Linked DNA regions of Homo sapiens: region 2 is linked to region 1. Evidence: chromatin contacts called from ENCODE Hi-C or POLR2A ChIA-PET data. All regions are on one chromosome and are shown on one strand. The core of a region is the stretch at or near the end of the contact, and the rest is flanking DNA. Distances in the headings are between cores, read along the strand shown.

Region 1 (4,028 bases), core at 1-2,500:
TCTTGGCTCACTGCAACCTCTGCCTCCCTTCCTTTTATTGGGGCACTATAGTATATGAAATAGATCATCAAGAAGTAATTGAGGTTCTTCCAGAATTTCCTGAACAATGAAATTAACAAGCACTGTTGGTAAATAATAAAAATGCTGGATTAATTTGAAAAAAAAAAAAGTACTAGAATGTTTCTATTCAGGCCGCACCTGAAAATGTGCTACTTATACTAATTAAAAATCCTCAGGCAAGAGACAACTGTGCCCAATTTTCAAGTTTTTTGTTTTGTTTTGTTTTGTTTTGTTGTTTTGTTAATTGTTGACCACGTCCTGAGTTCAGAGCGAATCCTCTGGGTGTTTAATAGGAAACAGATAATTTCTTTCTGAACCTAGCCTACACAAAGAAATCCAAAAGCGTGAGGAAGTGTGTGCTCTCCCCCTTCCCCTCATGGAATTAACTTTGTAGGACCACCTGGCCAGTGAGGCACCCAGATAGGAAACTTTTAATTTGCGTCAACAGAGGTGCTTTATCTGAATAAAACCCAGCCAGAGCCAGAGCGAAGGGGAGAGAGAGAATTGCTGACCAGAAGAACAGGAGAAGCAGGGAGGGAAGTGACCTTAAGAACACACACGGCCCGCGCATCCCACCCCACCAGAGTCTTTAACCCAAAGCCTCTGGGTTTCTCTAGCAGCTATGGGCAGGTGCCCTCCTCAGCCCGAGCCAGCTGCCCGCCCCACCCCGCCTTTTGGCCTCGCGCGGGCGTCGGTGGCCTGCAGGACTGGCAGGCATCCAGGCGCCAGGCGGAGCGCTGAGGGAGGCTCCCGCCGGCCGAACAGCGGGGAGACCCGTGAAGCAGGCGCACCGGCCACGCGCCCGGAGGGACAGGGACAGGGACCGGCAGGGGTGGGCCCGCCGCCAACCCGCCGGGCACCCCGCGGACTCGGGCCTAGCCAGCGACTCCCCCCGCCCTTCCCGCGCCCTGTCTCGCGCCCCGTCGCCTTCCTCCCGCGCCCCGTCGCCTTCCTCCCGCGCCCCGTCTCCCTCCTCCCGTGCCCCGTCTCCCTCCTCCCGTGCCCCAGGCCCTCAGCCCCCCACTTGACGGGCGCAGGGAAGGGGCGGGTGCCGCGCTCTCCTCCCGGCCCGCAGTCCCCTACCCGCGGCTCGAGCGCGCTGTACCTGGGGTTCTGGGGCCGCCCTCACCCTTGCGCCGCCGCCACCACCACTGCCGCCGGCCTAGCTCCCCCAGGACCGAAAGTGAAAGTGGAGCCCGGGGAGCGGCAGGCTGGCGCTGAGCGGCGCTTCGGCCCGAGCCCTAGCGGCAGGCGGGGAAGCCCCTGGCTAAGGCGGGAGCTGGGGAAAGGGTAAACGGGAGTGGGGCCGAGCGAGGGAAGCCGCAACTCCCAGGAAGGGAATTGGTAAATGAGCGCTGCACGCCGGGGAAGCTGCGAGGTTGCGATGCGGGGGATCAGGCGTAGGAAGTGCACGCCTTTCTGAACGCGGATCCGTGTGTGTGTGTGTGTGTGTGTGTGTGTGTGTGTGTGTGTGTGTGTGTGTGTGTGTGTGTGTGTGTGTGTGTGTTGAGATGCTTTTTGTTTTTGTCTTTTTTTTTTTTTCACTGTTTAGCGTTGCGAGGGTTAGGGGCATGCAGGAAAGGGCCGGTGCTCAAGTTGGGGACCGAAGCCAGGCAGGCGCTGACAAGTCCACCAAGCCTAGACGCGTTCGACGCCCATTGGACTCGCTGGGTGTCCGTCATCTCGCCACTGCCAGTGGGCTGAGAGCTCTTGGCCCGCCTCGGAAAGAAACATGAACCCAGTACTCTGTCGTGGCAAAGTGCCGCACCTTCTGGGGCTTCGGTAGAGAATGACTACAGTGGGAGATGCTGTAGAGGAGGAAGGTGGGTTAGAGGTGGCCCCCAGGACTTTCCTGCACTACCAAGGGCCACTGTACCCCAAGGATTAGCTGCTTCCCGCATCAACACGTTCCCTCTGATTTTTCAAAGTAAATGACCATTTCTTCACTCCCCTTAGAACAATTAAAGCTGAATAAAATGGCCAAAAAGACCATCTTTAAACAGTTGAGGCTAAATGAGGTAACAAGTCAAGAAAACACAAACATTAAAACACCAAATGCTACAAGTTTATTACCGAAAATGGGTCCCGATCCAGACCCCAAGAGAGGGTTCTTGGATTTTGCGCAAGAAAGAATTTGAGGGGAGTCCATGGAGTAAAGTGAAAGCAAGTAATTAAGAAACTAAAGGAATAAAAGAATGGCTACTCATAGGCAGAGCACCCCCAAGGGCTGTTGGTTGTCCATTTTTAGGGTTATTTCTTGATTATATGCTAAGCGGGGGAAATTATTCATGCCTCCCCTTTTTAGACCATATAGGGTAGCTTCCCGACGTTGCAGTGGCATTTGTAAACTGTCATGGAGCTGGTGAGACCGTAGCAGTGACGACCAGAGGACACTCTCATTGCCATCCTGGTTTTGGTGGGTTTTGGCCAGCTTCCTTACTGCAACCTGTTTTATCAGCAAGGTCTTTATGACCTGTGTCTTGTGCCTACCTTCTATCTCATTCTGTGACTTAGAATGTCTAACCTCCTGGGAGTGTAGCCCAGTAGGTCTCAGCCTTATTTTACCCAGCTCCTATTCAAGATGGAGTTGCTCTGGTTCAAACGTCTCTGATAATTTGGTGAGTGGACCATGGTCCTAGTGGGAACAGGACCCTTTTCATGCGGTTCTCAGACTTTCTTCTCCCACTTCTTTATTGGCCTTCTTCCCTTTGAGAACTGGGGATTCCAAGTCACTGCAACAGTATTTCTCTTTTTTTTTCAATATTATGTTTCCTTTTTAAAAATATAATGTTTCATACTGCCTATTATCTCTAGTCAAGGACATTTTATAATATAAAGATTAACACCCTGTTCCAAGACTCAACTACGGTGGGATCCAGGGAAGTTTTTTTCACTAAAATTCAACAAGAAATGAGGACTTTGAGATCTGGTAATTTCTGCATGTTCAGAATTTGACAGGAGGTATCAATGGATAGCGTGTAGCCTCCAAGACCTCCAGACATCTCGGAGTGCTCCCAGTTTACTCAAGATGAGACCTCTTTGTCCAGTAAATGTATGCATTTCTTTGCTTTTATATTTATATTTTTGAATATGATGGTTTTCCTTTGGCTTCTAGTAAAGTTTTTTTGTTTTTGTTTTTGTTTTTTGTTTATGTGTCTTTTTAAATACATATTGAAAGTCCAGCTGGCAGAACTGAATGCACCCAACAGGCTGGAGGTTAATACAGAAGACAGCTGAGGAGACAAACAGGGCAATGCCCTGAATGGATGTGGGCAGAAAGGAGCTGAAGTGTAGGCGAGGAGAGAGCTGACACCACCACCCGCTCCACGCCGTTTCCCCAAAAGCTCACCCTGACTCAGACTTTAGCCTGTCGCCCTGGCCGTGATTTCGTCTTTAGAGTTGAAGTGCACTACAAAGAGCGATAAGTCAGAGGATTTGGCAGCATTCACTTCTAGTTTCAAAGCCCTAGCAGGGATGTAGAGGACACAGACCTTGGAGTAAGGACTTTAAGGAGTCCTAGTTCTAGAGCCTGTGAGATCAAAACAGCACATTACCGAGCTTAGAAATGGTTAGAAGGAAGGGAACAGAGAGAAAGGGTACCTAGGTTTATTGATTCCCTACCAACTGTTAGATACTGTTAAATGCTAGCTATGTGTGCATGTGTGTGTTTATAATTTGATCTCTTCAGCAACCCTGTAATGTAGATATTATGCTTTATAGATGAGAAAAATGAGACAGGTCGGCAACTTGCTCAGAGTCAAAGAGAAAACACACACTAATTCTACTCACATTGCATTGGCCAGAACAAGGAGGGGTTGGTAAACACTAATATTGTATACCATATAGTGTAGGAGGGCTGGTTGGCCGGTTGAGCCCATCCATTGCAGAGGCTTCTCAGTGTCCTTAGTCCCAGAGGTGAGCCAGAGGAATGAGGAGAATTTCAGGCCTAGGCCAATGAAATACATACC
Region 2 (3,975 bases), core at 1,444-3,943, 6.3 Mb after region 1:
CCCGTAAGATGATAGCAGAGCATATATAGAACCTGATATAGGTCATTTGATATTAGCACTGCAGATCAAGTAGGAGAAATAAATGATACCCAATAATGTGCAGGGACATTTGGTTCTCTATATGAAGAAAAAAATATACACACACACACACACACATATCATCTAGGTTCATGTAGGTAGAGTCTGTATTCGTGCAATGCTGAAACTGCCTAACAAAGCATTTCTCAGAATTTATTCCATTGCTAAGTGACTCACGACTACAGCTGCAAATAGTTATGCAGTATTTTACTATGATAATCCTCACAGTACTTCATGAAGTAGGTATTAGTTTTATATCCATTTTACAGGTAGGAAAATGGAGGTTCAGAGATTGTCCAATTTACTCAAGGTAATAAAGTGAGTACATGCGCTGACACTTTTAACTTGGTGTCTCTTACTTCAAATTTCACGCTTTTCCCCCCTGCTATACCAGTAAGTCAATTACTTGTTATCCTTAGCTTTTATAATACTTGGTTCAGGCCTCTGTTACACAAATTATAAAGTGATTTTTGTAATCAATAATTTAGATTATAAATGAGGAATGGAAAGAGTTTATTAATTTTTTATGTTTACATTGTTTAACATAATGTTCAGAACACAGTGGACACTCAACTATTTGTGAATGAATAAAGAATTACCTGCATTTCCTGAAAGGAGAATTAAAAATTATAGCAAATATTCCAGAGGTAAATTATTTCACTTTTGAAAACATTACAGTTCACTTTCACATACATGGCACTATAAGTAAACTGTGTCTAAGAAGGTATAGACTTAAGCCTTAGTATCTATGTTTGGAAAAGGACATAATATCTATCCCTTTTTTGCAATTACGAGGATGATTAAAAGTCCTTTGTATATGGTAATGTATAATTATTATCATATCTAAGTATTATCATCCATATCAGGCTGTTTAAAGTAACATAAAACCCTTTCTTTTCCCAAAATCTTCACCTACATGAAAAAATATTTTAAAATCTCTTTCCTTTCATTAATGGTGTTAATGTTTTATAGCAATGTTTATAAAGCTTCAGTGCTAAGAAGAAAATAATCAGAAGACTCACGAATTGTATCCTTTTATAACGATATAACAGTCTAATGCAGTTCACAAACTGCTGGTTCTGGAGGTAGAGAGACAGATGACAAGGAGAAATAGAAAATGCGTAAGAAAGAAAACTCAGTTCACGAAAAGCATAGCCTTTGAAGTAGTTAAAAGTTTTACTGCTAATAATTGGTATTCATATACAAAAGTAACGTAAATGAAAGTTGTTTTTTTTTTTTCAAAGCCCATACATATGAGAAAATGGCTTGAAACTGTAATATTCGAGACAAATATAAATATCTTCTTATACTCTGATTGCTAAGTAAAGGTATCATTTACAAGGGGGATTAAGTGGTTTCTACTACATAAAGAAAGACTGTCCTGGGACTTCTTTGGATATGCTCATATTTTCAAGAATTTCTCTTAAAATCATTACTTAATGTACTTAAACATGTAGGAATAAGAAAAAATGAAAGTGATTGATTACAACTTGTAGTTTTGCAAGAGGAATGTCAGGGTCACATTTGGTTAAGCTTTATACACTTTGTCCCCTCCATAAAAGCAAATAAAATCAACTCATTGCTTAATTCCTTTAATAATTTTGTGTTCAATAAAGTAAGGCAGTTAGGTATTATGTCAAGATTAGGACTTAACTGTTTCACCAAGGGTTAAAAACAAAGCCACCAATTTAAGCCCCTAAAAGGTTATAATACCCGCTGGTTCCATCTTAAAATCTGCAATTTTCAATCAACATGTTAACTTGGATCGGAATTCTGACATTTGAATTATTCTATTTTAAGCTCCAAAAAATGGACACGCACAATTTTATGCAACGTCAAGGACCTGTAAATTTAAATACACTTCTCTGTAATCTGGTTCACTTCAGAGTACAAATTCATTGAACAAAAAAATGCCTTCATCGCCATATGCATTCACATGAAGCCACATGGGATAAATGCATTTCCACTTTAAAAAGTATCTACTTTGGTTCAGAAATGCCCATTTAAGAAAAACCTACACTGAGATAAAGTGGACATTTTTCTTTTAAAACTACGTGACAGGATTCCCTCTTGACCTCACGTTTCTCCCCGCCACGTATTTAAATTTGGGGCAAAATTTCTGATTAAATGACTGATCAAAGTAATGGGGAGAATTCTTCAACGCCGGCCAAAAGTGCTTAGTCTCAAACGCTGTGAGGGAGCATTTCCTAAGCTTTGGGCGACTCGTTAACGGAATCTTAAGGGCAAGGTCCAACCACACTCAGAATCAGCAGGAAAATGACCGTTTGGTAAAACTCAATTACACCCAGTAGGCACCTCCCCAGGCCCGAAACAGCACTCGCCCTTTCTGCTCAGCTAGCGCGGGACATCGCAACGCCCAAGGCCCTCCTATCTCAAAGGCGCTTGCGCAAAATCTCCCCACAGACTCAATTAAACCCTTCCTTAGGCCGGTCGAGGCGAATGGTTTTGAAATTACTGTCGGGTTACGCCTCACTTTAAAAAACAGTAGGTATGACACAGCACACCAGAACGACCACTCACCGAGGTGGTCCTAAATTCAAACGACAGATTTAAGCTTCCTCTCGTGATTTATCTCGCGCTGCCGGAAGCGGAACTACCCGGGTCCTTTAGAGGGCAGTCCTTTGGGGAACCTTGGAACCACGGTCAGAAAGGTTAGGACTGATCATTTGGCTCTTGCCGGAAATCGTTCCGCCCGGTGAGGTTTCGGCGTGAGACCCGAGGAGGGCGGGGAAGAGGCGTGACGGAGATTCCTGAGGTGTAGTAGCCTGAGGTTCCCTTATGTGGCCCTATAGCTGTTACTGAAGGAAGTAGCCTACGTCCACGCCTACAACTGAAGTCTCTTGACAAACACCTCACCCCTGCCTCCGGGATGAAAGGGGGTAACCTAGACCTGAATGGGCTTGACCATCTCACAACTGCTCGCGTGACGACCGCATTCGTGGCAGGTGAGGGCCCAAAACCGGAGGAGAACCGGAGATGCGGAACCTGATCATGCCAGGGTTGAGGCGGCTGCTGGGCTTCTGCTTTGTCTCCTGTGCTCTGCAGACCCTAAACACATGCTCCACCGAGGGGCTTGTGCTGGAGAGAATGACAGCCTGGGCGTGGAGTGACAGTACAGCTTTGAGGGTCCTTTCGCGCCTTGATTTCTCCTCCTGCTCCCCCATGGCTTCCCTTTTTCATTTCTTGGGTTCGAGACGCCAGAAATTGAAGATCAGCTAAAAGGGAACCGCTGAGCTTCTACCCCACGCTGTGCCTGGCTCCACTGAAGTGATTAGCCTCGAGTTATGGGACTGCTGTGGGTAGAGGTGGCTTTTTAAAAAATTTTCTGCCTTAGTCTTTATCCCTCTCTCTGTCAACCCCACACCCACTTTAAAATAACAAAAGCCTCATGTGTTGCAGCTTTTCATAGTAGGGACCGAGGCTGCAGGGCACTGCCGCACCTAGTCATTTGGAGGTCGTTGCAGCCTTCTGCGCCTTGAAGAAGAAGGGGCCAGGGTGATGATCCCTGGATCTCATTCACGAGGTTCTTGACCACTTCCTGGGAGATTGCGACTCTTGGTGTCCTTTGGCTAGTAGTTGTCTTGCTGGAAGGCTTAACTGTGGAAGTGGGAAGCATAGCTGACCTTAGCACGTAAAATCCTCGCTCTACACTGGGACAGGATTTTGTTTTGCTATTGAGAATTCTTAAATGAAATAGATAATTTTTTTGTCTCAGATAGATAAAATAATAACGATAGTTGCCATTAACTGAGTCTTATGTGTGCCGAGTGCTTTACATAGTTTGTCATTTATTCCTCTCAACAATTCCAGGAGGTATGTTAGATTATTATCACCATTTTACAGAGTTAGAAATGGAGGCTTTGAACAGTCAAGCAA

Evidence for each region. A loop is a pair of places that touch in the nucleus more often than their neighbours do. ChIA-PET counts read pairs that join two places held with the same protein, here RNA polymerase II (POLR2A). Pooled maps may share reads with other maps.
Region 2: a loop to region 1 is called in a pooled map, with 15 times the contacts of the local background. The contact joins the promoter of GIN1 here to the promoter of ERAP1 in region 1. A Hi-C loop is called at or near these places in 1 of 168 maps with a recorded cell type or tissue (B cell) and 7 of 50 pooled maps. POLR2A ChIA-PET finds 5 or more read pairs at or near these places in 2 of 52 experiments (activated CD8-positive, alpha-beta T cell and activated naive CD4-positive, alpha-beta T cell).

What each region holds. Positions count from the first base shown.
Region 1 is chr5:96,806,695-96,810,722 of GRCh38, forward strand. ERAP1 (endoplasmic reticulum aminopeptidase 1) reads right to left here and starts at 1,251. Exons shown (of 19, transcript NM_001040458.3): 1 at 1,166-1,251. It overlaps LOC124901033 (a long non-coding RNA gene), which reads left to right and starts at 764. Exons shown (of 3, transcript XR_007058879.1): 1 at 764-1,883. RefSeq lists a silencer at 672-1,131 and enhancers at 704-1,205, 1,206-1,705, 1,862-1,931.
Region 2 is chr5:103,117,445-103,121,419 of GRCh38, forward strand. It overlaps GIN1 (gypsy retrotransposon integrase 1), which reads right to left and starts at 2,694. Exons shown (of 8, transcript NM_017676.2): 1 at 2,620-2,694. It overlaps PPIP5K2 (diphosphoinositol pentakisphosphate kinase 2), which reads left to right and starts at 2,857. Exons shown (of 31, transcript NM_001276277.3): 1 at 2,857-3,044. RefSeq lists enhancers at 1,830-2,331, 2,332-2,832, 2,668-2,927, 2,958-3,147, 3,198-3,257.